Regions from separate parts of the Homo sapiens genome. Here region 1 is linked to region 2. The links are chromatin loops, found by intact Hi-C in ENCODE. Cell type or tissue: psoas muscle. All regions are shown on one strand. Each heading gives the region's core, and the rest is flanking DNA. Links, peaks and the distances in the headings are about the cores only.

What was found. Peaks named below come from ENCODE experiments on the same cell type or tissue, not always from the same donor. Only the 100,000 strongest peaks of a DNase experiment are listed, where the experiment ranks them.
Region 1: a loop joins it to region 2, with 2.5 times the contacts of the local background. A loop is called at or near these places in 2 of 110 quality-filtered maps.

What each region holds. Positions count from the first base shown.
Region 1 is chr4:147,830,330-147,845,676 of GRCh38, reverse strand. The region is part of intron 3 of ARHGAP10 (Rho GTPase activating protein 10); the gene reads right to left. Among named protein-coding and RNA genes, the nearest start is that of MIR4799, 55 kb to the right of the region's middle. RefSeq lists enhancers at 2,335-2,394, 13,071-14,270. In psoas muscle, for the core only: a CTCF peak has its summit at 8,089; no DNase peak of the experiment used is centred there; H3K4me3 peaks cover 334 bases; H3K27ac peaks cover 940 bases.
Region 2 is chr4:148,049,440-148,064,786 of GRCh38, reverse strand. ARHGAP10 (Rho GTPase activating protein 10) reads right to left here. Exons shown (of 23, transcript NM_024605.4): 21 at 1,487-1,639; 22 at 280-371. Among named protein-coding and RNA genes, the nearest start is that of MIR4799, 270 kb to the right of the region's middle. RefSeq lists an enhancer at 8,665-12,778. In psoas muscle, for the core only: no CTCF peak of the experiment used is centred there; a DNase peak (open chromatin) is centred at 7,656; H3K27ac peaks cover 2,500 bases.

The DNA of each region.
Region 1 (15,347 bases), core at 6,864-9,363, 220 kb after region 2:
TCTTCTGTGAAACTGGTACACTCAAGAAAGAAGTCGGCCCAGAATGAACTGCAGGGATCACAGAAGCTAACAACTGCTCAAGTTCACAGAAGATAGGAATAGGGATTCCAAGTCATGTAGGTCTGGGCCCACCAAGCATAACCACCATGCAACATGGCAATAAAAGTACCAAAGAGGTGCTTCTCCAAAGTTGCCATCTTAATAAACTTTAAATATTTATCTATTTTACGAGATAAACAGCTGTTAAGCATGCAATGCCAGGTGATGGGGATACAGCTATGAACAAAACAAGCACAGCCCCCTGCCTTCGTGGAAATTACTGTTCAGTAGAGAAGATGTAAGCCAGATACATGAACACCTAAGGAGATATATAAGCGCACATTCTAGTAATTCCTTCCAATGAAGAAAAGTAGGAGTACAGTGAGGAATGCATTAGAGGAGGTCTAAGGAGAAATGTGTGCAAAGAGAGCTTCTTCAAAGTAGTGACATTTAAGCTAAAACCTAAAAGGTGAGAAGGAATCCGTGGTGCAAAGGGCAAGGGAAATTGTTTCCTGCTGAGATCAGCAGAGGCAAAGGATGAAGGTGAGGAGTTTGAGCATTACAGGGAATGTCAAAAGGCCAGAATGGCTGAAGCGTAAGGAGCAATGAAGTGAGCCTGTAATGCTGAGTGATGGCAGGGGATCAGAGCGTGCCGGGCCTTGTGGGCTCTGGGAAAGGTTAGCATTTTATTGGGGGTACAGTGGAAAGCCACAGGAGGGTTTTCAAGCAGTGAATTGACAGAATGATAATTAGAGCTTTTCAAGATTACTCTGGCTGCTGAGGGAGAGATGAAAGGTACAGAAAACCGGAAGACAGACTCGTTAGGAGGCTTCTAGAGTGGTACACGAAGAGATGGCGGTGGTTCAAATGAAGGCAACCAACAACAGAAGTAAAGACAAGTAGACAGATTTGAGAGATATTTGCAGGTGGTGTCAAAGTAATGAGAGATTGACCGAATGGAAAAGGTGAAGATTTCCAGGATCCCTCCCAGATTTCTGGCATGAACAAATGAAGAGATAACAATTCTACTTATTGCCAGGCACAGACAGACAAGCATCACATGTTCTCACTTATTTGTGGGATGCAAAAATCAAAACAATTGAACTCATGGAGATAGAGAGTAGAAGGGTTGTTACCAGAAGCTGGGAAGTATAGTAGGGGGGAGGTAGGGATGGTTAATGGGTACAAAAAAATAGTTTGAAAGAATGAATGATACCTAGTATTTGATAACACAACAGAGTGACCATACTCAAAATAATTTAATTGTACATCTTAAAATAACTAAAAGAGTATAGTTAGATTGTAACACAAAGGATAAATGCTTGAACGGATGGATACCCTATTTTCCATGATGTGACTATTATACATTGCACGCCTCTATCAAAATATCTAATATAACCCCATAAATATATATACCTATTATGTACTCACAAATCCTAAAAATAAAAATAAATTTAAAAATAAAAAATAAAGGACACTATTTACTGCAACAGGGAAAATCTTGAGGGAAAGCAGCTGGGAGCACACACTAAGGGCTCATGTTAAATCCCAGATGCTGAGAAACGCCCAAGATCTTAGTAAAACCAGCTGTCAGAGACACAGGTCCACAGCCTAGAAGAGACACCTAGGTCAGAGATACCAATTTTGTCCTCATCAGCAAGTAGATGGCATTTGAAGTCATGCAAGTAGAGAGGTAGGACGGTAGAAAAATGGAAATGTCTCAGACCAAGTACTCAGATCAGGAAATGAAAGAACAGAGGTAAACGATGGCAATGAAACTGGAGAAAGCTACCAAGGTGTTGGATAAAAGAAGAAAGGGGTTCAGGCCGGGTGCAGTGGCTCACGCCTGTAATCCCACTTTGGGAGGCCGAGGCAGGTGGATCACCTGAGGTCAGGAGTTTGAGACCAGCCTGACCAACATGGAGAAACCTTGTCTCTACTAAAAGTACAAAATTAGCCGGGCAGTGCCTGTAATCCCAGCTACTCGGGAGGCTGAGGTAGGAGAATCGCTTGAACCCAGGAGGCAGAGGTTGCGGTGAGCTGAGATCGTGCCACTGCACTCCAGCCTGGGCAACACAGCGAAACTCCGTCTCAAAGAAAAAGAAAAAGAAAAAGAAAAAAAAGGAGTTCAGCTGTGTGGGCTGCAGAGACGTTTTAAAGAAAGAATGAGAGCTCAGCAATATCCATGGCAAGGTGGCAGAAAGGGCTGGGCTGGAGTTGATTTATGACTGACAGGTGAGACCACGTGGGGAACAACCCTTCCTCAAAGAATGACCAGGTGGGGCAGTAGAGAGAGAGGATGACTGCTGAAAGAGAACATGCCATAAAGTAAAGGCATGTATTCTTTTAAGACAGCTGGTATTTAAGAGATGAGAGCATGTCTAAATGCCCATGTGAAGAATCCAGAAAGAATGGTTCAAAATCTCTGACACGGGAGGAGATGGGATGCTGAGCATGCATGGAGGGTTGGCCTGTCATACGAGTCAAAATCCTTCCTTCCCTGTGATAGAAGGAGAAAAGGGGTGCCCAGTACAAACGGGTTTGTGGGCTTCATGACAAAAAGCTGAGAGTTGCTACCAAATGGCTATTTTTTCCATAAAGTACAAAACAAGGTCACTTGCAGAGAGTTTGGACATGAGAAGTTTCACGCCCAACTAACTGAAGAATGAATGAAAGAATCATTACAAATGAGACAACACTTCTTAGAGAAACAAGAAGTCCTTTTGAGATAGGTGAGGAGGAGTTTATGAAGTTATCATCTGCCTTATTGTGGGATTTTCTCCAGCAAGGAAGGGAAAAGGTGGGTGGCTGAGTTCATCCCAGGCGAGTGTTTCTAAGAGATGTGAACACGTCAGCACAGTATGACGTGGCAGACAAAGTGCTGGCAAGCTGCGCAGAGCTTCTGGGGAGCAGAGGAGGAAGGCCCCCTGGGTAAGAGAAGACTTCCTGAAGGAGATTATGCACAGCTCAGCCTGAAACAGAGGGACGGTGTTCTCCAGGCAAAGGCCTTCCATGTGGAGAGGGGAAAACAGCAATTTCAGGGCATGGAACCTAAGCAGCTCGGTGTCACTAAAGCAGATGAGGAAATCAGAGAGGATCACGAGACAAGGCTAGAGATATCGGATGGTCTCCATTAGCCATCAGAATGGGACCCAGGAAATGCTCAGAAAGTAGAGGTAGGTTATAAATAATATAGACACATGAAGGCATTTTAAAATAAGAACCCCAAAACTCCATACTCTGGAGTAAACACTGTCTTCCACCAAAAGAACCAGGCTACAAAGATTACACAAGAGCAATCTTAGGTCATTATATTTTTCCTTCATTTGGAGAATTCAATGCAATATCCGTCTGAGCCCCAAAGGCTAACACTAGAGTAGAAAAAGAATATAAGGGTTTCACGGCCAGGCATGGTGGCTCACACCCCATAACCCTAGCGCTTTTGGAGGCCGAGGCGGGTGGATCACTTGAGGTCAGGAGTTTGAGACCAGCTGGTCAATATGGTGAAATTCCATCTCTACTAAAAATACAACAAAATTAGCCGGGCATGGTGGCAGGCACCTGTAATCCCAGCTACTCATAAGGCTGAGGCAGGAAGAATCGCTCAAACCCAGAAGGCAGTGGTTGCAGTGAGCCAAGATTGCACCACTGCACTCTAGCATGGGTGACAGAGCAAGACTCCATCTTGGGGGTGACGTGGGAGGAAGAATATAAGGGTTTCTGCCTTACTATCTTCAGATCGGTAAGCAAATTTCCAAAACAAGGATAGTAGTAGTTGTGGCAAATAACACTATATCCAACTCATTTATAAAAAACTTTTTTATTAAAAATACTTTGAAGAGCTTAAAATTATGATTTTCCTTCTTTAGCAAAGCCTGATTTTATAACTTCTAAACTGAACCTAAAAATTATATTTAAGAACAAAATAATAAAGAAGCCAATAAATGTTTCAATAAGGCAATGTCAACTGAGCAACAAGAATTTCCTTTTCTCAAAATAGACTGGAAGCTCCACGGAATCTCTCACTTCCTGCTATAATTTCACAGAAATATTATATAATATTTGTTAGTAGTAAGTGTTACTGATGTTTCCTAATGGTGAAACATGATCCTTCTTCCCCAGCAACAAATGAATACCAAATCTAGGACTGTCCCTAAAACTTAAAAGGCAATTTACAGTGATGACAGTTTCCCAATGTCAAGGAGATGGATGAAGTAATAATATTGAGAAGTTTTCAAATACTAACATATTAGAAATTAGATAAGAGAACAAGTACAGAATGTGATTTTATAACCACACATACAGATTACATAATCATATTCCTATAAAATACTTGAACCAGCCAAGAAAAGAAGTCGCAAAATGCCTTGGCTAGTGAGCCTTGGAAAGGGTTTTGGATAGCTCTGCTTGGAAACAAAAGGAAGCTTCTTGAACATGAAATAATCAGATGCTCTCTCCTCACAGCAGAAGTCAGCCAACTTTTTCCATAAAAGACCAGGTAGTAAATAATTTAGGCTTTGCAGCCATGCAGCTGCAGTTCCAACTACTCATCTCTGCTGTGGTAGCACAAAAGCAGCCACAAACAGCATATGAATGATGGGTCCAAGTGTGTTCCAACGAAACTTGACTTACAAAAAGAGGAAGCAAGGTAGGTCAGGCCCATGGGTCACTGTTTGCCAAACCCTGCCTGAAAGGATCATCTTGAGTATCATGGCAAAACAATGCTCTTACGCTTATCTTGTATTTTTAAAAAATATACATTTACAATATTTGCAGCCAATCAGAAGTTGGGAAGGAAGAAGGAATGCTGGATAAAAGAATCACAGTTCAAGGAGCTCTCGAGCTAAAGAGAGGGACTCAAAAGTAGCGCCGTTAGGATTTGCCTGGGATAAGCAATCTACAGGATGCTGAAAGGCAACTGCTCAGGTGTGCAAGATGTCTCGAGAACAGGTCACATGAATTTCATACTGGGCTCAAATCTCCTAAAATGTTCTCTTAACTGAAAGTTTAACATAAGCCAATGGAGCCACAAATTGACCCTGTAACATACACTGATGACACATACCGCCTGAATCCAAACAAGGTAAGCACTCGACTGCATCCCCCGTTAGATTAGAGCTTACCTCAATAGCATGGTTACCACATTTTAAAACAGCCATTTCCAACTGGGGTAAAGCAGGAATGTAACCAGAATGCTAAAAAGGTTTAGGAGGAAGAAATAAAAAAAACTAGATGTTTCATGTGAGTGGGGAGGAAGAGAACATTTAGTGGAAACATGAAAGCTGTCTTTAAATATTTAAATGGGTACTGCATGAGAGAAGAAAAAAAATCATTCTGATTTGCTTAAAGGGAGCAAAGCCAGGTTTGATGGGTAGAAGCTGCAGAGTAGCAGATTTGGGTTTCCTATCATAGGGACTCAAGAGAACTATAATGAAACAGGCTGCCTGGCAAGGTGGTGACCTCCAGCTCCCTCCACATAACCAAGCAGAGACTAGATGACCCATGACCAGGAATACCCTCTCACACATGCCTGCACTGGGAGAAAGCTGGCCAAGAGGACAGCGGAGGTCCTCATCCATCTCTATCAATCTGGGATTCTAAATGAGCTGGGAGACACAGAAGTACAAAGTACATTTCCATGCTGTAGTTTTGAGAATCATGCTACAACAGCAAACTAGAGAATCCATTAGAACTTCACAATTCAAAGTAAAAAGAGTATTATGTAACAGTGTGGAGGATTAAAATGTTTCCCACAATTACTCAAGTCTGAAATCCTTTTTCGTCAGACATTCGGATGTAAGGATCTTAAATGTCTAAAAAGGAAAGGAAAGTTATGTTATCTTAATCTATCCTCCACAGTCCACGCTAGAGCTAAAAAATCTGTTGAGAATAACAACCAACCTGCAGAGAATCAGACTCCACTGTGGGGAGGAACCACTCCAACAACTTTACATTCCCCCACACTGGAAATCAAAGTCTAAGTTCTGATGTCATAAATTCTAAAGACAATAGGACTTAGGGCTATAACCCCATACCCAGTAAAAACACAACAAAGGCATACCTACATCCTATAGTATCTTTAGTAACAATTTTCTAAAGTCTCAGTCTAGGTAAAACTGAGTAAGTCAGTATAACTACTAAATCATGCCTTTCTAATCACTCAGTACTAACAAGGATAGGCTGAGTATAGTGAAACAGAAGGAATTTTACATCCGTTCCCCAGAACACTCATTATTTTAAGCCTGGATTCCACGTGTTTTTGACCCCAGAGGAATGCATAATCTGAGAACAAAGGAATATCTCCCCTATTTTCTCCCATGACCTTCCAGATACTTCCCATTTCATTAAACTAAAGGGAAAATTCTGTTTTCCAATTCTAATGTCAAGAATAGCAGCAAAGAAACCATTCAGCAAAAACACAGCTCTTGTTTTTCCTTGAAACGGAATCTTAAATGGTGCCTAGAAACTTTATATATACATAGACAGACAGACAGATAGATAGATAGATAGATAGATAGATAGATAGATAGATAGATAGATAGATACGATAGATCTAAACATAAAGGAATCTTTTTCCCAAAATGATCTGTTAGGAAAAAAAAGAACTTGCCTCGTGTAAGAGTTCTTAAGAGTCTTCTAAAGGAGTGGACTTTCCCATTATTTTGATCAACAACTGTTTGAGGAATCTTAGCCTAAAATAGCCCTAATCACATTTAGTTTCAGATACTTAGAGATTACAAACAGGACTAAGTTACAAAAACAAAGGGACACTAAGAAATTTAAGATATTTAGTTACAATTCCAGAGATGACTTCAAAATTTTGTATTCAGTAATTTTATAAAGCTCACTTTAAAAGGAATAAGATCAGTGGTTACATTAAACAAATCATAGCCTGGGCAACAAGGCATAAACCCCATCTCTATAAAGAATACAGAAAATTAACTAGGTGGGGTGGCATGCATCTGTAGTCTCAGCTACCCAGGAGGCTGAGGTGGGAGGCTAGTTGAGGCCGAGAGGTTGAGGCTGCAGGGAGCAGTGACTACACCACTGCACTCCAGCCCAAGCAACAGTTAGACCCTGTGAAGAAGAAGAGGAGGAAGAGAAATCATGGAAACATATCCCAGAGTTAAGTCTTTGGTGTGTGTGTGTGTGTGTTTTTTTTTTAAGAGACAAGGGTCTCACTCTGTCACCCAGGCTTGGAGTGCAATGGTGTGATAACAGATCACTACAGCCTCGAAATCATGGGCTGAAACAATCCTCCTGCCTCAGCCTCCTAAGTAGCTGGAATTATGGATTCAAGCCACTGTGCCAGGTTCAGGAATAAGTTTTTTAAAGAGACTGTCCAAATGGGCTGCTAACATATACTTTTGGCTTGAGATAAAATTTCCAGTGAAAGCATCAGAAAGATTTTAGGTGCTATAGCTCAAAGAACTCAGGCAGATGTGGCCATCAATGCTCTGGAAAGCTGTACTGAAAAATTCAGAATGTATCCATGATGAATATACTAATCTCAAAGGTGCCAAGAGCTGGGACAAATTTTTTATTAAATAAGTGCAGAAAATGTTTCTAAAATATATGCTGACTTTGCCTATTATTTGATTTTAAATATGGACACATATTTAATCAAGTAAATGATGAAGGGAGACATCTGATTATCTAGCAGATGTACATATGCATACCTAAAAGTATACGTGTTCAAGTTGTCTGAAACAATTTTATTATGTTTAATCTTCTGGGAAAATAATGTTGTCTTACAATCAGGCACATACAGGAACATCAGTCCTTTTGGGCTGCCCAGCACTTGAAACCCCTTCCTATGTTTGAGGAATTCTCCTTCCCACTGAAACAAAGTCCACCTCCCACCATAAAAGCCAAAAATGACAGACACTGGCTTGCAGTAAGGTAATGACACCTAGCTAGGGTTCCACTAATGAGATGGTCCCATCCAAGACTTGGATTCAAAAGCTACTGCTTTAAAAAAAAAAAAAAAAAAACAGTGACCAGAGATTCTAGCGAGGTGGCAGCAACTAGTCTAATTTCCAGAGGCAGCAGTTCTTCCAACAGCCACAGGGCAGTGAGGCTCTTGGTGCAAACTGTAGTGTCCACATCCAGTAGCAATAGTGGCATCTGCTCTAAGCCCAGCTCTGTGGTACAACCTGGGCATCATTCCTGGTTCCCCACATCTCTTAAAGATACTACAAGAAACCCAATACCCTTTAATGAATTTCCTTTATGTTCAAACTAGCTAGTGCTTGCAATTGAGAATCCAGACTAATAAAGGATTAGTATTTTTTAGAATTTCAGAACCGTATAAACAATCTTGACAAAATGCTTTCGTATTCTTTTCTCTATACTCCTAACACAAGAGTTCCCCTAATTAAACCAATTCATTATCAATTAATTACATCACTCTCCCTCCACACTCACCCTTTGGTACCTCTTTCTCCATCTATCCAGCCTCCCCCGGCCTATACCTTCCCCATCATTCTAGGCTCAAGTTTAAATAGAAAGATTAAGATGGCCAATAAAGTTCCCCCACTTTAATACCTGACATAAGAGAAAGAACAAGAGTCAAAAGACTAATGTTGACAAAAAGTGAAAAAGTTTCACAATCGATTTCGCTACGAGGGCCCTCCAGCACGGAAAAATAGGAGGCCAACGTGTTTTCATTTTGGCTCTGCCCTAACTAGTTCTATTTTTAGATGACAGAAAATAACAATTTCCTTTTGTTACCTGAATATTCTCAACTATAAAGCCAGGAATAATACTTTCTCCCTACCTAAAACAATTTAAAAAAAAAAAGGCACATCATACTTGAAGCAATTGTAACTTCCCAACAAATCCCAGTATGGTATTTTATTTTCAAGCACAGCTCAAGCTAATCTAATTTTCCCAGTAGAGAAACTAATGTAAAAACGAAATTCAATTTTATGATGGCAATAGCTCACACTCATTAGCTAAGTACTAGCTTACTTGGTACTTAGATTTAAGGAACCCACGCACAAAGCTCTAACTGGGACACAGGTGCTCAGGTGCTATAAATTAATTCCACAGGGTTCAAACTTGAAAATCAGGAGCCGATTAATAGGAAATGGCTGTTGAATAATGCCTCATTCTTTCAGACCAAAGACGACTCACATAATAAGCTAGAAACTATGATTTTAAAGTATATATCCCAAATCGACTAGTTCAATTATCACACTTCTGCTTTCATACAGATAATCCAAGAATAAAATGTCCCCAGTAAGAATTTTATCAACTTTCAATCCTGAACTGTGAAAAACTTGAAACCTAGTCCTATTAAAGAGGATTAAGGCTGAAATTCTGACAACTTCTGGTCTCTGATTTAATTCCCTGAATATCTGCCTATGACCTGGCTCTCTCAAAAAATAAAAATAAAAAAAAAGGTCAATGTATCACCAAAGTCTACGATTCTCTTAGTATCTATCTTCTACGAACAAGTATGTTAGGGTGTGTTTGCCTCCCACAAAAGAAAAGCTAGCATCCATTCTGAAGGACATTAACTGAAAAAAGATAGCAGAAATTTTATTCAGATTATTTAAATCAAACACAATCTACCTGTAAAGATTTGTTTTTAAGTACACTTAGGAAAAAATGAGAATCATAAAACAAAAGCTACTGAGTATTTAAGGAATGAGTCTGCCTAATAAGGATATGCAGCAGATGCTGAAACTTGATCTTCCTTCCCTCTGTGCATAAGGGACAGTAAGAACCTCGCTTCGATATTTTAAACAAAATAAATACTTGGGAAGAATATTATTATGAGAGGAAATAAAAACCCCATAGAAATTAAAGTTTCATGAGGCAATTTTGAATTTTTTTTTTGTTTTACATAAGAGAAAATTTTAGTTTCTGAAGTGAATGGTATGACTCAGTGGCACAGCTAGAAATGGAACCTCGTGCATACTAAGGCAATAAACTGTTAAATCAAGAAAATAAAATAGGCCAGGCGCAGTGGCTCATGCCTGTAATCCCAGCACTTTGGGAGGCCAAGGCGGGCAGATCACCTGAGGTCAGGAGTTTGAGACCAGCCTGGCCAACATGGTGAAACCCTGTCTCTACTAAAAATACAAAATTTAGCCAGGCATGGTGGCACATGCCTGTAACCCCAGCTACTCAGGGAGACTGAGGCAGGAAAATCTCTGGAACCTGGGAGGCAGAGGCTGCAGTGAGCCAAGATCCTGCCACTGCACTCCAGCCTGGGCGACAGAGCAAGACTTAAGGGAAAAGGAAAAGAAAAAGAAAAAATGTGAGAGAAGAAAAGAAACATTCAGAAAAGAATGGCTTTAATCAATGACAAAAGCTTTTCTTTCCAGCCCATCTGTGATGCACGGGTTAAGAGAAAAAAGTGGCAGTCAACAGTAAAAAACAAGGGCTGCAGGGTTGAAAAACTCTTGGGAACTCATTCTCTACCAGGCGGCCACTAGCTGAGCACTCTGGACAAGGGTTTCCTCATTGTATCCTCAGGTGTGAGAACACGGTGGCTCATAGTAGGCACTCAAAATATTTATAAATGAAGTGGGATTCTCCTATAAATTTAGATAATTTAAAGAACAGCATTTCTACATAAAAGCAACATTTTCTGCTTATAGTGATAATAGCAACCGATGAATGACAATGCTAAGTACCCTGAATCTTTTACTCCAAATGGTTCATTTTTGTTAGTCCAGGTCCTCTAAGAAGCAGACACCAAGACAGGATGAGACACACAAGAAATTTATTAGGGGAAACATCTGTGAGAGAAAATGGGGAGGGAGCCAGGGAAGACTGGAGGGGCCATCAGACAGTGATGCAGGTCTGACCCAGGGGAAGGAGACAGGGAAGGAAAGCAAGCCGGATGGGTGGGTGTGTATGGGTGTGAGGGTGGGGGCAGGTGGGTGGGTGTGCGGGTGGAAGTGGGTGGGTATGTGTATGGGTGTGGGTGTGAGTGTGGGTGGGTGGATGTGTCTGTGTGTTTGTGTGTGTGGGTGAGGCTGCAGTGCCATTCTGGGGTAAGTCTAACAAGGCTGCCGTTAGAAGGCTTGGGACATTCAAACAAGTTGAAACTTAATCCCCAGTCTGGCATTATTGAGAGGTGGGGCCTTAAAAGATGAATGGATTCATCCACTGATGAATTAATGGGTTAATGAATTTTATTAATTTTTTTGAGATGGGGTCTCACTCTATCACCCAGACTCTAGAGTGCAGTGGCACAATAATAGCTCTCTGCAGCCTCAACCTCCCAGGCTCAAGCAATCCTCGCACCTCAGCCTCCCAAGTAGCTGGGCCTACAGATGCGTGCCACCACCACACCTGGCTTCCCCCTGCCCCTGCAGAAATGGGGTCTCATTATGTTGCCCAGACTGGTTTTGAACTCCTGGGCTCAAGCAATCCTCGTGCCTCACCTCCCAAAGTGCTGGGACTACAGGTGTAAGCCACCATTCCCAGCCTAATGAGTTAATGGATTAATGGGTTATCACAGGAGTAGACTGGTGACTTTATAGAAAGAAAAAGGAAGAGAGACCTGGGTCCCCCACTCTTGGACTTCTCAGCCTCCATAACTGTAAGAAACAAATTCCTTTTATTTACCTAGTTGCAGGTATTCTGTTATAAGCAACAGAAAACAGACAAAGATAGGCAGAACGTGGGAGGCATGGCTTTCACACTAACACAACTGTACCACAGAGCAGCTGGGCCTGATAGTCAATGTCACTCCTCCTTCCTCTATCTGAGAGGTGCCCATGGCTGCCACAGCTTCGAAACCATATTTTCCCACTACATTGGCATTTTCTTGAATATCTAACACAATCTCTACCACCAACTTAATATATATATCATTGAATCTAATCACCACCAACTGTAAAACACTCCATTATTTTATATCCTACCACAAAAAAATCCTGCTAATCTTGAAATAATAGCTTAACACTTAGCACTTTTATATACATTGAAAAAGCTCTTTGAAAGGTATGTTTTCATCATGTATCCCTCTTGTGCATAAAGAAGTAAGCAAACTACTTTTGTTAAGATATTTCTAAAACTTCTTCAAAGTCCAACTCCTCTGAATCACTTTTCATCTCAGTCATCAAAATCTGGTTTTTCCCACATGAATTAGTCTGTTTTCACACTGCTATGAAGTTACTGCTTGAGACTGGGTAATTTATAAACAAAAGATGTTTGACTGACTCACAGTTCCACATGGCTGCAGAGGTCTCAGGAAACTTACAATCTTGGCACAAGGGAAGGGAAAGAAGGGCACGTCTTACATGGTGGCAGGAGAGAAACCAAGTTCAGGGTAAACTGCCACTTTTAAACCATCAGCTCTCGTGAGAACTCCCTCACTATAACAAGAACAGCATGGGGAAAACTGGCCCTATGACCCAATCACCTCCCACCAGGTCCCTCCCTCAACACATAGGGATTACAATTCAAGGTGAGATTTGGGTGGGGACACAGAGCCAAACCGTATCACCACACATATTTTTCCTCTGTGCCACTGAAAATACTGGAGATGCATCATTTCTTCAAAGGGTGCTCTTAAGGAGCTCCATTCTTGTATCCAGGATTTTCTTCCAAGATGATGGCAGGCACCCACTCTTTGGATACTGATACCAGCACTTCCTTGACCTAACCAGGTCTCAACGGAAGGTTTTCAAACCACCACCAGCATTCATATTTCTTCCTTAAGTGGTCTGTGGACTGAAATACTGAGGAGCTACAGTTGTCCAAAGAGTAAAAGAGAAGTAACCTCATGTCCGTTTCATGACTGCTGCCTGGTGGATAGCAACTATAAGATACATATCCATTTCACTAATGTTCAAAGGTGGAAGGAAAAATATTATGTCTTACAAAGAGAAAAAGGTAAGGCATAATGTCGTTAGGATACTAGAAGATGTGAAAGATTCTATTTTCATCTCTGTCACAACCTTATTTAGTGATGTAGAAACTCCACCCTCAATGAGCTCCAATTTCCTTTTTTTTTTTTTTTTTTGAGACAGAGTCTTGCTCTGTTACCCAGGCTGGAGTGCAGTGGCACGATTTCAGCTCATTGTAACCTCCGCCTTCCAGGTTCAAGCGATTCTCCTGCCTCAGCCTCCTAAGTAGCTAGGATTACAGGTGCCCGCCACCACGACTGGCTAATTTTTGTAATTTTAGCAGAGACAGGGTTTCACCACATTGGTCAGGATGGTCTTGAACTCCTGACCTCAAGATCCACCCACCTCGGCCTCCCAAAGTGCTGGGATTACAGGCGTGAGCTACCGTGCCTGGACTCCTCTTTTTAAAAAAAAAAAAAAATTAAGTGGTCAAATATGTCTCCCTAAGTTCTCTTCAGTTCTTTGTTTTCAAGGCTATACCATCTAATATTTTCATGACATGGTCTAAAGGCTGATCCTAGGTACCTTGGCTCATCCCGAAATATTTCCCTAGTGAAACAGCAGACTCAGCTGCACACATTCCCAATAATCGAATCACTCCTCTGGATTAGACAATTAAATGGGCTGGTTACATTCTAGGGTCCCTTGTGTGTGTGTGGGTGGGTGTGTGTATGTCGGGCGGGGCAGTCAGGGGGAAGAAGAGAGCAGAGTTGGCCGATTCCTCAGAAGCAGAGAATACACCCTAAGGATATGAAATTCAGGAAATGTAAGTTTCAACAGGGAAGTAGAATCTGATGATGACAAGGCTGGAAGGCCACAGATGATAATGAGTCACCAACAGAGAGGACACTGAGTCATGGGGCAAGGCCTTGCAGGGAAAGGGGTCCAAGAAGGAGACAGGCCTCCTGCCTAAGATAATCTTCACTCATTTTAGAATTTTGATTTGAGTTATTCCTGACTGTGATCTCTATAGGATTCTGAGTCAGTAAATTAAACTCTCAAACGGTACATTCCTGAAAAACAGGTTTTACAAAGACATCCCTATCTGACTGAATAACAGGCTTACGGGAAAAAGAGAATTGTAAGAAAAAGCAATGCTGTCCAATTGTAAAGGTCAGTTCCAAGGAGGAAAAAGTCTTCATAAAATTAGGTCACTGACAACTTTTAAACCAAACTGAGAAATGTTCTCACAAATAAGTTCAAGATGAATTTCCTCCATTCTGAATGTGCCTGCCAACAGAAATCCACATAAACTGTAAAAGAACTGATTAAAACAAGCTTCACATGCCATATAAAATACTGTAAATATAATAAGATGAAACTAAAGGCATAATCTTTTTAATGGCATCTAATGCCTTAGGTACTTATCCTATAAGAACTCACAAGCAATATTAAATACAAAGTAAGTAACACTAAAAATCCTACTAAACCTATTCCATTAACACAAACCAGCTATAGTCTCAAATCCTTTGGAAATGAGAAGTCAAAGCTTAGGCTTTCCATCACTATTTTAACCTCCTGACAGGGACACAGTCATCACGAAACAATTTAGAGTGTATCCAACGTCCAGACAGATCTAACCCTAAGGAAAGGATTGCCAGCCAAGATTTCACTAGCACCCTAAGCCAGTAGCTCTGATTTCAGCCTGCTTCAGAATCACCTGGAGAGTTTCATGAAAGACCAGCTGACAGAGTTTCTGACTCAGTAGAGTTCTGGGGTGGGCCTGAGAATGTGCATTTCTTGCACGTTCCTAAAGTGATGCTGGACCAGGGACCATACTTTGATGACAAGTGCCCTAGGGCATACTAAAGAAAGAATAGCATATTTGCTCCTAAAAGGTGGAATGCATTTAACTCATTTTAACCATCATACATTCTTTTAGTAATACTCTGAAACACTTTTTAAAAAATATTTAGGTAAGTGCAAAAGTTAACTGTGGTTTCAACTGGGTGCGGTGGCTCACATCTGTAATCCCAACACTTTGGCAGACCAATTCGCACAGATCACGTGAGATCACGAGTTCGAGCCCAGCCTGGCCAACAAGGTGAAACCCCGTCTCTACTAAAAATACAAAAATTAGCTGGGTGTGGTAGCAAGTGCCTATAGTCCCAGCTGCTCAAGAGGCTGAAGCAGGATAATCACTTGAACATGAGAGGCAGAGGTTGCAGTGAGCCAAGATCCCACCACTGCACTTCAGCCTGGGAGACAAAGCAAGGCTCCCCCCATCAAAAAAAAAAAAAAAAAAAAAAAGGAATTGTGGTTTTGACCATTTAAAAAAAAAGTGGCAAAAACCGCAATTACTTTTGTACCAACCTAATAGTTTGGAACAAAAATCCGTGTCAAAAGTCCAAAAACTTATGGAGGAGATTTGAGAGCATGAAAGGATGATGAGAAGGGGGTGCAGTAAAGCACAGGCCAGGGCTGAGAGAGCAG
Region 2 (15,347 bases), core at 6,523-9,022:
CTTCTTCCCGTCAGGAGAGAGATGACCTGAATGAAGACCCACAAGATGAGATGGGTCAGAGAGTAATCAAGAAGCAAGCATAGTGGCATTCCAGCCATCAACAACAGGCCCCTGGCATTGGGGTCTGGGAGCCTAACGCAGCCGCTTAATCCAGTCCAAAGCATCAAGGGGGAGACTCGCCCTCCCGACAACAGCACCATCGCTGACTGCTCACTCCATGCTGCAGACTTATTAATCCTGCGGACAGGATTAACAGACGAAGCTCCCACTAACACTTACCATCCTCAAAAATTGCTCCTATTTCAAAAGATAATTCCGAGCTGTGTTCTGCTTCACACGGATACACGGCTCGAGCCTTCCGACTGCGGATGCTGAAAAGAAAGAGAATACAAAAGACACCAATGAAAATGTGGAAAACAGAGAGAAACTTCACCCCCCAACCCCCCTTCCCCAAATCTCACTGATGTCACCAGTAGGGCAACTCCTCCCAAAAGAGAAATTAACGTGGAAGTGAACATCAGGCTAAGAACAGTACTTGATTTTCAAGTAAATGATGGGTTTCCAATTCAAGCCTTTCCTCAGGGAGCCTCTCTGAGGAGCTGTCACTGAACCACTTCACCTAATTCTCCTCCCTACCTGGTGGGATGCCCTTTCCTACCATTCAGCACTGTTAGAACCACAGGACATGTTTATCTCCAAGCACTTCAGTTGGTCTATTAGGAAAAGCACACGCACCTGGAGACACACGGCCAGCCGGCAGAAGGAGGCGGCACAGCCACACTCCACAGGTGAGAAACCACTGGCCCAGATCCACTCCGGGTGGCCACCGCTCTAGAAGGGGCTTGTTGCTCTTGCCTGAGTCTTCTGTATTTACACCCTGCCTCCGCCCCAAGAAAGGCACACCAGGCCCAGCTTCTCACCATTTGTTAAAGCAACCTCTGTGTCCGTTCATGGAAAGGACGGAAACCATGCTTTTAGCCAGTCTAATCAAATCCAAAGGAAACGCCTCACCTCACTGGTGTGGGGGAAGCCACTGACAGGAAGAAGCACCTGAGCCACTACAGGTGGAAGAGGCTGCTGGAGGGCAGCAGCTCTGTCCTCTATGGACTTGGCCACTGGATGCCATGGAAGCGAATGTTTCCAGTGCCAGCTTGCCTACTTTTAAAACGAAGAATGTGCTTTATACTCATGAGCAAGAAGTTCTTCCAAAATAAGAACTTCTTCATAAATGCACAACCAGCACCACAAAGACAGAGTAGGCTCAAGCAAGTCTCATGTAAGGCAAATTCTCCAAAGAACGTCCTTGCTACTGAACTGGGTGAGGCACGGCCCTGATACAAGGTGGTAAGTGCTGTCCATGAAGTCCAGGATGCTGGGGGTATCTGGGCAAGCTTTTGCCAGCAGAGAACACAAGAACCTGCTCAGGTTCATCAAGCCCCCTGTGTGTGCTGCCACCATATTCCACATTCCACTCCAAACCACGTACCTTTCAGGTGGCTTGTCCGCTACAGTAGCAGGAGGAGAAAAGGGGAAAGGGGACGACCCGGGTGAAAGAGGTGTCACAGCTGAGTTGGAGCTTGTTGTGGTTGGAGACTGTGGGTTAAGCCACTGGACCATAGACGATCGGGTCTGGCCTGGGCTAAGGGTAGGAGTTTGAAGGACAGGATTAATAGCAGAAAGGCCACAGAACACGAAATGCACAACATCCCAATCCCAGATGACTAGGTCACTAATTCCCCTATCATGCCTGACCAGTAGGGACAGAGTCCTCTCTGCATCCTGCCGGGGCTGCAGCCCAAACTACGGATACCAACAACCCAGAAACCAGCCACAGCCCCAAACTCAAGCTGTCTTACTGTCCTTCTCCAGGTTCTCCAATCTGTCCAACCTGCTAGCACCCTATGAGTTCACTAATTAGAAAACCAGAATCTAATTGATCAAAGGAGTAGTGGGACATTCAAGGTATTCACTTTTTCTAATTATAAGGAAAACCACAGGAATCTAGCATCAAGCACATGACCGGCAGCTGCAAAAGATCAGCTAAACATTTAAAGATCTTTCACCTGCTCCTACACGTGTGGCAATTCAGAAGAAAATGCCACTGGATTCAGGCTTCCTCTAGAGAGGGCCAAAGACTTCGAAACCAATGAACAGCAAAAACTTCTGGTGACCAGAGCATTTCTTAATATTTCCCTTTTTTTTTAAAGTTAATGTAAACAGGTCAGTGAACAGACACCTGGAATGGCCTCTAAGCACAGAGGGAGAGTTCAAATAATTGATGCGTGTTAATCTGAATTACTCTTCAGTGACCTCAGAACTGGAGGCGACTATGGTTTATGACATTCCCTTGAGAAGTGTCTCGTTTCATTCAGTGACATTTTGAACACACACGTGTTCCCTGTCTGCAGCACCCAGGTGCTCTTCACCTAAGATACCCCGTCTTCTGCTAAACCAGTACACCAGTTTCCACGAGCAGTTTCCCGAGGCTTCTGCACTCCTCAGCATGCTCTCAGATTGTTTCCCCTGCCGGAGAACTAGCACCGTGTTCTTCAGTACCAGCATGGTCTCCTGGCCAGCCCCTAGGTGCAATCCTCCAACACGGTGACACTCAGCAACCTAGGGCCAAGTTTACCCACTTGTCTCCCTATACACAATGCTCCTGCACCTGCTCACCTACCAGGGGCCGTCCCGCCCCAGCAGCCTACCCTGTCTGCCACAGCTCTGCTTCCTGGCGTTCCCACCTCCGCCTCAAGCTTTGCCTTTCCTCTCAAGCTCCCCGCCCTGCTCTAATCTTGCCCTTCCTTGGCTCAGCTCCAGTTCCACCTCCCCCAATACTCCCCCTGTGGCCTCTCTAACCCATACACCTTCCCTGAAGGCCTGCGACACCAATAAATGAAAGGGCACATTGATACTGGTTGTTCTCTGATGCCTTCAAGTATTTCTCTTGCCTCCACAGGAAGATCTTTAACTCTTTTTCCAGATCTCACGAAGCCAGGCAGATTGGCGGGGACATGGAGCCATCAGCCAACATCGGAGCAACCAAATTAGAAAGCTCTAAAACCAAAAGTGGATTTTACAAATCTGGTGCATAATTGACTTGGTAGGTATTTAATACACAGAAGCTTTCCTATGCTTTGGTCAGGAAAAAAAGGGGGTCATTTAAAAAAAAAAAACATTATTCTTCTAAGAGCTTATTTACAATTCCCTTATCCAGCCATTCATCTGGGAGTCATAAAATCTATTTTATCCCAAGGCAAGATTTGTTATAAATCTTAAAGTGATCTGTATCAACAGTCACAAAAGTCACTCCATTTTTTTTTAGCAGAAAAGGAACGCTGAATGTTGTCTTACTAATCAGGAACGGAAAGGACAGGTAGGCGTGAGTGAAGCCCTGGCAGGAAATTAAGGCCACAGTTAGCCAAACAATTGCCAAGTTATCTCCCAGCAATTATTCAAGGTGCTTGGAGGGTGTGAATGGAGGAAGATGAGATGTTTTGCCACACCCCCCATCAGCTCTTCAGAGTCATAAATCGTCAATGACTGCCATCCCTCTGCCTAGAGGGAGGACAGTTACAGGAAGAAGATAAAGTAACTATGTGACTACACTTATGTGGCCCTTGAAAAATAAAGAGCATAAATTTTATAGGTATTGTCTGCTTGATCCTCACATCTTTCTTTAAAAAAAAAAAAGGAAACCTCCATGAAAACACCCGCGGGTGGGTGGGTGTGTTTGTTTAGGGAAAATACCCCTCAGTTTTTAGAAAGTGAAAGAACCACTGTAATGACAGATACGCAACAGAAAAGCCTGCCTGTCCCGCACCCTGGCTTTCTCCATCTCATCCCAAAACAGGAACACAGAATCAGCAGTCCTTGTCCAGGGTCAAGTTCTCCACATTCACCTTTTTTGTTTTTTTGTGATCTTTCTGTTGCTATTTAACACATGCGCTATGTGATCTAGCACTAACCGGTTCACCAAGATTACCTCCCACACTTCCCATGTAGACTTAAGTTTCTGCATGTGATTTCCTGGGTGTGTCTCAGAAGCCTCTACTAGGTAACTCCTTTGATTTCAGAACCCCACAAGGGCAGACACACTGTAAGCTGGAATATTCACAAGACGGGGCAACGTGCAAGGCTGGAGACAGTGTCTATGGAGATGAGGCAATGAGATGTGTGGACAACTGGAAGCCTGTGAAAGAAGAGACCTGTGCAGCCAAACAAGGTTTGGGAACCAGCACAGTAGCTGCTTGGATAGAGGAAATTTTTCAGAGGCTTGTCGGCTGGGAAGGATCAGGTGAGGCAAGTGAGTAAATATACTTAAGTCGTGTAATGGGTTCACATCTAAAGCCAGTACACGTCAGATGATGCCATGTTTCACAGTGTCTCCCAAAAGCAACCTGTCCATATTTTTTGGAAGGCCAAAAAAAAAAAAAAAAAAAAACTAAACATGAGCTTCGTTATGTAACCATCTCTTACCTTCCAAACTTTGGGTTACTTTTTAATAAGAAGAATCGAAACATTTTTTAAATATCATCTAAAATGTAATACCTACATTTTCTCAAAAAACGGTAGAGGAAAGTATTAGTTTTAGAAGAGAATTTCTGATATTCTCTTTCCCTTCTTTTATTTAAAACATTTTGAAGGAACACGAGGCATTTTGGAATGGCAGCCCATAAGCAAAGGACTAACAGCTTTTCCTCAACCTGGGTTCCAAGAGAGAACTGAGCCCTAAGGCATATCTGTCTCTCGTCTCTCTCTCGTCTCTCTCCCCTCTCTCTCTCCTCTCTCTCCCCTCTCTCTCTCTCTCTCTCTCAAAGAGTGGGCTTTACCCATCATAAAAGATCTGGGTTTTCTAAGCTCCAGGTTTCTCTCTTGAGGCATGTAGGTGTGACCTGGCCCAAGCTGCATTGCCTTGTAGGAACTGGAACTCAGGGAACTGGCACAAGAAAACACTGATACTGTCATTGCTGTGATTAATAGAGGCTGTTGGCTCTGACCGCGAGTCCCACGCCTTCTGCCAGCATCCCGGAAACGATGGTAGGCTAATTTGGTAGCTCGCAAGCAGGGTACGGTTTCAGACCCTTCACAGTTCTTGACAGTATCATCCTTGGGAGAACTAAAACACTCACCAGATCATTTTTTTTGTACTCTGTGGTTCAGGGGAGAGCCCCAGCTTTTTCCCAAAGAACATCTTTGGGAAAAAGATCAAAGGTGATTAGTGAAATAATAATTAAAAGCTCATTATGTGCTAGAACATAATGAAATTTTTGAGAGTCCTTTCCTACCATTTCCCAAATTTAAACATTTAAAAAATCTATTTATTGCCTTTTTTTCTTGTTGTCCCTTTAACTACGGATTTTTGATTAGTAAGACTGGCATGAGCACAAACCACCAATTCTGTTTAATGCCAAGCTACTGACCAAGTACAAAAAAGTACCTAAGTGCCACAAGTTTCCTGAAAGCCAAGTTGCAGTTTGCGAAAATGGAGGAAGAAGTCAACTGTTCCTAAAAAGCTCAGAAACCACGTTTACCAAGACAGAAGAAATATACAGAACTGCTAATATCTGTTCGCTATCTTCCCAACTTAACACACTACACTGCAAAAGGCATCTCCTAAAACAGGATTCTTCTCTATCTTCAGCACGGAAGGCCAACATCACCGTCCTTCTTTCTCAAAGAAAGGGGACAAATAGAAACAAGAGTGTTTCACTAAAAGCACATGAAGATTTCAAATTGCTAACTTGGAAACACGTTCCTGAAAATGCACAGACTGAAAGTCTACCTGACTGTTCCTGACGCCACGGAGGCATTTCCTGTGTTTAGGTGGGGTGGGTGGAAGAGCTGGGAAGACAGTAAGCAGGGAAAGAATATGCATTTGTGTAAAGGATGAGGAAACTCTCTTCTTTAAAAAGAGTCAACACTCTTGCTTGGAAACATGGGCCTGAATTTCGGGGAAAGACCTTGTAGCTTTCACGTGCAGCAGTGGGGCCAAACCCCAAAACATGAAATTATGACAGTGCTGTATATGTGGTTACTTTACAAAGTGTATTTTTAGAAAATGGAACAGATCAGCAGTCCATGCTGCTTCTGATTCAAACTGTGATCCAGTCGCCTCCAGTACCAGACTCTACGCTCCACGCATATTAAAAACATTCTGGCAGCGACAGATCACAAACATTTCAGAAAGGGGGAAGGGAGTAGGGGCCTTAACTGTTAAAACTCGACACCAGTTGCACCAATCACCAGAGAACTCCTGCATCTAACAAACATTTCTTGCATAATATACACAGGTCAGGCTTTGGGCAGCACTAGAGATACAAGCCCCTGATTCCAGCCTGTATAAGCACTGAATGCAATCTAAATTCAAAAGGGTAGAGCGAGGAGAATACGCATTAAGAAAAGAAATGAATGCTTATTTGAAGTGACTAAATCCCCCAAATACCAAGATATTTCACTACGGTTATACAATACGAGATCAAATCAGAAGTTTGCACTGCAATGAAAGATTCTAAACTCTCATTTGCCAGGTCTCTGAGCAGAAGCTAACACATTAGTGAAATGATCTTTCATGCCAGTCTGGGAAACATACAGCATAAGTCTAGAACAGCTGTCCTGGGCAAGAGTGTTTGAAAATGTTAATAAAGACAGAAGGAAATATTGTAGATCTGTATATTATGGGAAAATCTCTGTTCAAATAAATGCCAGTTATTCCTTAAGTGCCAGGAGAGGGAGAACTCCACACGCAAGCACATTGTTTGGCTCCCCACGAGCACACCGAGGGACAACAGCAGTGCAGAGAAACAAAGGCCTGTGACATGCAAGTCGCCATAACCCACGGCGTTGGGGGAGAAGGACTTTGCTGCCCATCAGGAAGGTTCGGAGTAGACCCACTGGCTCATCATTTACAGTCTGAGGACTTCCTGTCAGGCCTTGTGCTAGTCCCTGGGGACACCCAGGAAACCGTGACACCACCTGCTCTGCAGCCAAGTGAGTGGAGAATGCCCAATTAATAACCATAATACAGGCACTGAGAGCCATGTAGCGATCTGCCCAAGGTCCCTCAGAGGAAGAGTGGAGGAAGCACCTAATAACCATGGGGATAGCCAGGAGGGCTTCCTGGAGGAGGCAGCATCTGTGCGGAGCTAATGCTGAAGCTGATGCTACCATAGTCAACATCGTCATCACCTCCCCACACCCAGGCTCATGTGAGGCACAACTGTGCAATCTAGCCCTGTGCTAGATGCAACAGGCAGGCACTAGTACACTTATTCCCAACCACCCTATTATTCCACATGACATATGAGAAGACCATCTCAGAAAGGTGAAAGCAACTTACTCAAGGTCATGTTTCTAGTAAACCCTGTTTTGACAAGACAGCACAGATCTCAGACCCTCAAGTCCTTTTCAGTGACTAGAATGGAATATGGAAAGAATGGTGAGAGATGCAAGTACCGGGATATTCAGGAGGCACAATCATAACCTAAAGGCAAAGAGGGGCCATTGAAGGATTGTACGCATGCAAATTACAAATGCCTAAGACTCTGCCACTCTGCAGAGAGACCTGGGTGCCAGAGCTGGCACTATCATTGTTGGCTGAGTGCCAGCTTGCAGTTTCTTCCTCCCCTAGGCTTGTTCCTCTTTTTGTCAATAGCTAGAGGCTATGCTGAGAAGGAAGCGAATGACTTACGAGTGCCCCCCAGAGGTTGGCCCACAGTTGCCATCATTAGCCTGCACTTAGTGTCATCCACAACTGAAACTTGGCTGAGCAACCTAAACTCCCTCAGCTAACGTGAAGAGAGTCATGACTCATCGGCTGGGTCACTGTGGGTTTAAATGAGATGATAGGCGTAAAGCCCTGAAGCATAGCAAGCAGTCAATAAATGAAGCCCTCACTACTATTACATATTTCTAGGTCAGATCTTACCTCTGATTTCTAGGGTTATATCATCACTAACCATTTAATTTACCAAAAGACAGCAAATCAGCTATGCAAAGGGAAAAAAGTATGACTATATTAAGTAGATGTCATCATTTAAAAAATCTAAAGTTGCTTATAGAAACATGGCATCCTGGATTTGAGCTTGAAACAGAGAAAGAACATTATTGGAAAGACTGGTGAAGTCCATATGAAGTCTGTGGTTTAGTTAACAGTACTGTATCAACACTAATTTCATTATTTTTAACAAAGGTACCACAGTTCTGTAAGATGCTAAGAGCCGGAGGTGGGGTGGGGGCGGGAAGTGAAGAGGGGAAGTGAAGGGTCTACGGAAGCTCTGTAGTATCTTTGTAACTTTTCTGCATACCTTAAACTATTCCAAAATAAAAATTTATTTTAAATGATACATTATAAAAAGAACAACCCCACATAGGTTTTTCAGTCACTGAAACACTAAAAGCCTTCTGAAATTATAAATAAACATTTGAGGGCATCCAAAACCCATAGGGAAAATGTCTGGTTGGTTTAATGACAAGAAGAGATGTGTGAAGCTTACACTGAAAATCACCTGGCACTCTCCATCTACCACCACAGTGGTTAACTGCACTTCCTAAAGCTGGGTTTTAAGAAAGGTGGGCCCTTCCAAACAGACCTGTTTTGATTACTGATTAGCTCAAGATCAGTAAACTTATTCTGTAAAGGGCCAGAGAGTAAATACTTCAAGCTTGGCAGGCCTTCTGCAACTACTCAATTCTGCTATCACTGTCAGTGAAAAAGCAGCCACAGACAAAACGTAAACAACTAAGTGTAGCTGTGTTCCAATAAAACTTTATAAAGACAGGTGGCAGTGGGCCACGGTTTGCTCACCCCTGGATTAAACAGACCAGATAAGAAGCCTGGAAGGGACGTGGGGTTTGGGGGAGATGAAGACAATTCGGATGGAGAATCCCCTCCATCTTCACTGGTTTTGTGGTGCGGGGCTCCCCTGTTCGTGCCTGGGGCTGACCCACACATACCCAGTGCTTTCCTGCAGCAGAGGCCTTCTTCAACTGTATAAGATCATCTCTCAAGCAGCAGGGAGCCAGCCAATACATGAAGCCAGCACGTAAAAGCAGTAACTTGTTCACCTTTGAGAACAAATATCTTTATTTTGTTGCTTCCCTGAGACGGAGTCTTGCTCTGTCACTCAGGCTGGAGTGCAGTGGCGCAATCTTGGCTCATTGCAACCTCCGCCTTCCAGGTTCAAGCAATTCTCGTGCTTCGCCTCCCGAGTAGCTGGGATTACAGGTGCATACCACCATGCCAGGCTAATTTTTGTATTTTCAGTAGAGACAGGGTTTCACCATGTTGGCCAGGCTGCTCTCGAACTCCTGACCTCAAGTGATCTGCCTGCCTCAGTCTCCCAAAGTGCTGGGATTACAGGCGTATGCCACCGCGCCCAGCTGAGAACAAATATCTTTTGCAGGAGGTAGGCGGTCAGGGAGAGGAGGAAGGGCACTGCAGGAAATCCCTCAAGCCCCATGAAGGAAGGCCTGCCATGTTTAACACTCAGTCCTCAGCCTGTGCGATCCTGAGGCTCCTACATGGATTTCCTCCTTTAACAAGAAAGGACATCACCATCTAATCATCTGACAAAGTTCACTCCCAAAGTCCACTCTCTTAGAGCAAAAGTTCTTGGTTTTGCTGTAAGAGAACAGGCGCAGAATTACATCTCTGACTGCTCTTCCACTCAAAGAGTTCTCCTTGAATCCTACCTTCCTTCCAGATGATCAGTGTGGAATCAGGTAAGAGGGCTGAACTTTAGCTTGCTAGTTGAACAGAAAAGGAACTGTAACTTCATTTCAGAAAATTAGGGGGCATTCGAGGTCTGAAGGTTACTGTCCTGCAGTCACTGACAGGAATGTTTCGACCAGCTGCCACCCAATGTGAAGGCTGAACATCTTCAACAGGGCCAAGCACAGCTCTAAAGGGACACAGATACTCCGCTCAGAAAAATCCACCAATCACTTACAAAGAGATTTATGGGTTACTTGTTGTAATGGGTGAGCTACCTGGGTATACGGCTCAGAATAAGTTATAAATGTGGTTGGGTCTCAGTAGGTTCCCCATGCTTTGATCATGTGATAGCCAAGGGTCTATTCTCAGAGGCTCTGACAAAGCAGATCCCCAAAGCAAGAGGCTAGGAGAGAAGCCCCAGCTGAGTCCTCCGGGAATAAATACAGTAACTGCTAAAAACAACACAACTTCAGGTCAACATCTAGAGCTTCTCCAAGGCTAGAAAGGTTCTCTCTCTGAGCTAGTCAGTGAGGAGATTATGTAACTGATGAACCAGGAAGTTGGGGTCAAGTTAAACTAAGAATATTAAACTACATTCTCAGAGGAAAGGAAAATCCCAGCAGGTGGCTGCCTCGAGCTCTCAGGGGAGCAGTGATTGGGTTTTATTACATGTGGTATCTGGAAACCTCACCCCGGCCCAGAGGGGCAGATGTTATTATTCCCCTTTTACAGATAATCTTGCTAAGCCTTGGTTTGCTTAAATCCCTGGTTTGCTTAAATCACTTATATAAAAGATCTTCAAGGTTGTAAGAAAAAGAACGTGGATGCAAGGCCAGGCCTGTTTGAAATCAGTGACTTACCAATGTAAACGGTCTCGAACTTACGGAGAGAGCCCATGAGGTCCTTACTTTATTTAGATATTGAGACACAGCCAATTTATGAATAGCAAATAATAAATTACAACAATGGCATCAAGTAAGAAAATCTTTAACAACAAAAACCAGTTAAACTAAAAACCAAAAATGACTGATGCAAGACTTAATTGTTTTTAAGTCTTAAGCAGTGGAAAAGCTACTACAAAATTCAGACATGTCTTTATTTTGGGAAGTCATCTTTTCATGGTAGGGCTTTAAAGTTACATGGACTATCAACATTCTGACTTAAAAATAAAACCTCCAAATTTCAGCACCTGCAGCTACAGCACAGCAAAGGAAGGCACGAATTAGGCCACACGCAAGTGCCAAGTACACAACGCAGATACCAAAAATACCCCAGCAAGCCACAATGGATGTGTATCGAAGCATGTAAGGGGCCAGGCAGTCGGCATAGCATAATTTCTATACAAAGCTGGAGAGAAGAAATTCAAGGAAACACACAGGACAAAAGTTGTACCCCCAGACTGAATGTGAATAGACAATGTGATGGTAGATGGCCAAGTATACAGGCCCTGAGAATCACTTCCAGAGCGTTTCTGAAGCTGAAGGGAGACAACCGAATATCATATTACTCATAAAAAGATTATGGATGCTGCCTGGTTGCATAGATCAAATTTCCAAGTCTCTCAAGCTCTGCTGTGGGGGAGAAGGCCCTCCCGCCCGCATCTCAGCCAAGGTGTTAGATGATAAATGCGCAGCAACCAGATTCAAGTGTTTATTCCCCATAGATAATTATAAACCACAGCCACATGACTTAATGTAAGGTCAGTGCTCCCTCTTCAAACCAAGGGCACTGACCAGTTGACAGCCATGGCTGTTTCACTGGGTTTCAGAATCGGGGCAGGGTGGAGAATACCTGCAATTCAAGCAATGTCCCCATATGCAACTGCACAATTTCAATTTCTACAGTAAAACAAGTCACTGGGCAGACACATGAGGGGTCAAACTCACCTGTCCTTTACTGCTTGTGTGGCTTGGGCCAATTTTCCTATGTCCTTTGCGCCTTCCAATCTTTTTAAAAATGAAGATATATCTACCGCACTGGGTTGATGCAAGCATTAAGATGAAACGTCATCTACAAAATAGCTGAAACAAAGTCTGGTGGCCCATAATACTAAATGCTCCATGGTCTCTCAGCCTGGAAGTGCCAAGAGGGTATCTAATACTTTTTCTGCAGCCTCAACCACCAGCCTCTGCTAAAGCCAAAGGTTCTACTCCCTCAAATCCCCAGACCCCCAAGAGGTAGGGGAAGGAGCTAACCTCTGTGCAGAATTTAACAGGCTGCTGTGGGCTCACAGCAAGGCAGCATGTTCCTCCTGTTCATTTGGCCCCTGTTCTTCCTTAGATTTGAGCTCCCTTAGACCTCCACTATCTAAGTGACCCTGCTGTTTACTTAGGTATGGTAACAGGTACTGGCTGCCAATTCATTCTTCACAGTACCCAGAATCAGAGACCACATCCTTCCACAAGAAGGCACTAGGCTCTCCTAGAGATCTCAGTGTAACCCACTGCATTCTGTAACCAGGGCCCAGATACAAGTAAACAGAGTAAAGCTGCTCATCTTATTAGGAAATCATCCCCCTACTAACCAAGAAAGATGCAGGAAGTTTTTGCAATGGGAAGTTCATTCCTTTAGGTTACTTATCACCCTCTCCTGACCTGAAATTTACAGAGCTTCCCACTTCTTATTACAAAAGCAGTATATGTTCATTTTGGTCAATTAGCCCAAAAAAAAAAAAAAAAAAAAGCAAATGTGCAAAAAAACACTTTTAAAAGATAAATCTTTTTTTTTTTTTTTTTACATAATCAGATTAAGATACCAACTTCTAGGGTGAACTGAGTGTCCTGGCCCTCAAGGAGTGCTGGGGTTGAGGAAGCCCTCTCTGAAGGAGGAGAGAGAGGGAAGAAGGAAAGACAGAGAGAGAGGAAAGGAGGAAGTGAAGACAGGGTTTGCCAGTGACTCCCACCCTGTAATTTCTCAGTAGGCACCAGACTTCACAGAAATCTATTAAAAATGATCTAAAATGATTATTTTTCTGAACTTTAGGCAAATCATTCACAGTTTACTGTGGTGTACTAAGCCACAAATCATATTTGGGGGAGCGGGGTACTCTGGTATCTCCCAGCAAAATTTATTGACTTCCTGAAAAGCAATCATGGAACCAACAGTCAAGTAATTTGAAATGCCAAGCAGCTGTCTCTGAGAAACCCCCCATTCATTTGCCCAATTTAAAGGAAACAAGTGATTGCATTGACGAGAATAAAAATGGTTACCAGTGAGTGCACACAAAGTATATGATGACATGCACAAGGCTGTATATGGGAATAGGAAGGTGTTATCTAGTGATTTTAAATAACTGACATCAAGTCTGAGTAGGCACAAATCTCAGTGGCACAACGACAGCTTGAGGCACTAGCTGGGATAGATGCTTTAGAGATATCAACATTCAGGATAAACAAAGCCAAGCCTCTCAGTGGGTGGGAGAGGGGAATCTACTGCCCTCCTGGCCTGCCAGGGCACACAGTGAGATGCATCTCAGGGTGCCGGCACCCCCAGCTAGAGTGAGCTATTCTGAGACCATGCCATCTTGAATTTGAGAATGTGCCAGCAGAAAAGGAGGTGTTCCTTTTCATTTGAAATCTGTAGAGGAAGCAGATAGCAATGCCCGATATTTCTTAAAAGAGATTTTCTTTTGTGGCAGAGAATCTAAAAGGATTACTTGTCAAGGACCCGGCTCCATCAATTACAATAGAAGAAAACCTGTTTAGCGAAAACTACCTTATTGTGGGGAAAAAATGACTTTGGAACATTCGAAATACCTTGACCTATGATGCAATGTCCTCCAAGGAGACTGAGCTAGCAATTCTTCACTGGCAATGAAGTCACCCATCGCCTTACTGAGGGTACAGGTAAGTAAGAGCTACAGATTGATTGACTGCAATGAATAACACCCACAAGTCATGAACATCAGCAGAAATCCAAGGAATCCAATTCTGCTGCATTGTTTTCTACCTATCAGAGGCAACAGCTACACCACCTATGTCAGAACCACGGCTGCTGTAAGTTTTCCTCTGCAAACTGCTTCCCAGTGGACAAGATTTTAGCATTTTTGTTCAACAGATCTACTGGGGTCCTATGTGATCCACATACATTTGGACTCCATTCCTTAGGACCTGAGACCACAGTAAAGGCATTGCCTCCTATTAAGAGCCCAGAGTAGAGTTTCAATGACTCCATAGCAACTTTGGTTAAAAGGAATCTTAATGAGCATTTACTTAGAACCTATGATATTTAATACTGTATAGCTGGTATGCAGAGATAAAGGGGGAAAAGACAAGAAGAGAACATACAATGAGAACTTATAAATGCTAAGGAAACAAAACACAGTAAGGAGCAAATGGTAAGATTAATTGTGTGGAATTCCTAGAGGAAGAGTTTGTAATCTTTATAAGAAAGAAGATGAATCAACCGGGCACGGTGGCTCACACCTGTAATCCCAGCACTTTGGGAGGCCGAGGTGGGTGGATCACGAGGTCAGGAGATCGAGACCATCCTGGCTAACGCAGTGAAACCCCGTCTCTACTAAAAACACAAAAAATTAGCCAGGCGTGGTGGTGGGCGCCTGTAGAACCAGCCACTCGGGAGGCTGAGGCAGGAGAATAGCGTGAACCCAGGAGGCGGAGCTTGCAGTGAGCTGAGATGGCACCACTGCACTCCAGCCTGGGCAACAGAGCGAGACTACATCTTAAAAAAAAAAAAAAAAAAAAAAAAAAGATGATGATGAGTAAGAAACCAAATGTAGTAGCCTAAGAGACATTCAGTAACACAGAGAAAGAAATGAGATTTCCAAAAGGCAGCATTTCTATAAATACATCATTAAAATAAGAAATTAAATGTTCACTAATAATTACATCAATATCACAAAAAAGTTCAAAGAATATAAGATCTAATTCCTATCATTAACAAGGTTATGGCAGGGCACGGTAGCTCACGCCTGTAATCCCAGCATTTTGGGAAGCCAAGGCAGGCGGATCACTTGAGGTCAGGAGTTTGAAACCAGCCTCACCAACATGAGGAAACCCCATCTCTACCAAAAATATGAAAAGTAGCCAGTGCGGTGGCACGTGCCTGTAATCCCAGCTACTGGGGAGGTTGAGGCACCAGAATCACTTGAACCCAGGAAGCGGAGGTTGCAGTGAGCCGAGATCATGCCACCACACTCCAGCCTGGGTGACAGAGTGAGACTCAGTCTTCCCCACCCTCCCACCGCCACCACCACCCCCCGCCCCCCGCCCCCCGCCCCCCCACCCAAAAAAAACAAACAAACAAACAAACAAAAAAAACAATTTTATGATCTAGCTTGGGGTAAGGGAAAGATTAGCTAGATAGGTAGAAACATTTATTCCATATAAATATCAAATAATACTAAAAGGCAAATATTAAAGAACACTCAAAGGCAACTTGAATTTCTTAGCGCCAAATAATAAGTATCAGCAGAAATACGGACAAGGAATCTCTTTAGAGGCTCCCTGTAGATTACAGCATGGGGAAGACTTCCCGGAGGTGAAGATTAAATTAGACCGTTAAGATAGGTCAGGATTGGCTTGAGCAAAAAAGCAGGACAGATATTTGAGGCAAAGAGAACCAGACCATGTGGGAAGCACACACCGGCTACTGGGAGGACAGCAACGCACGACCC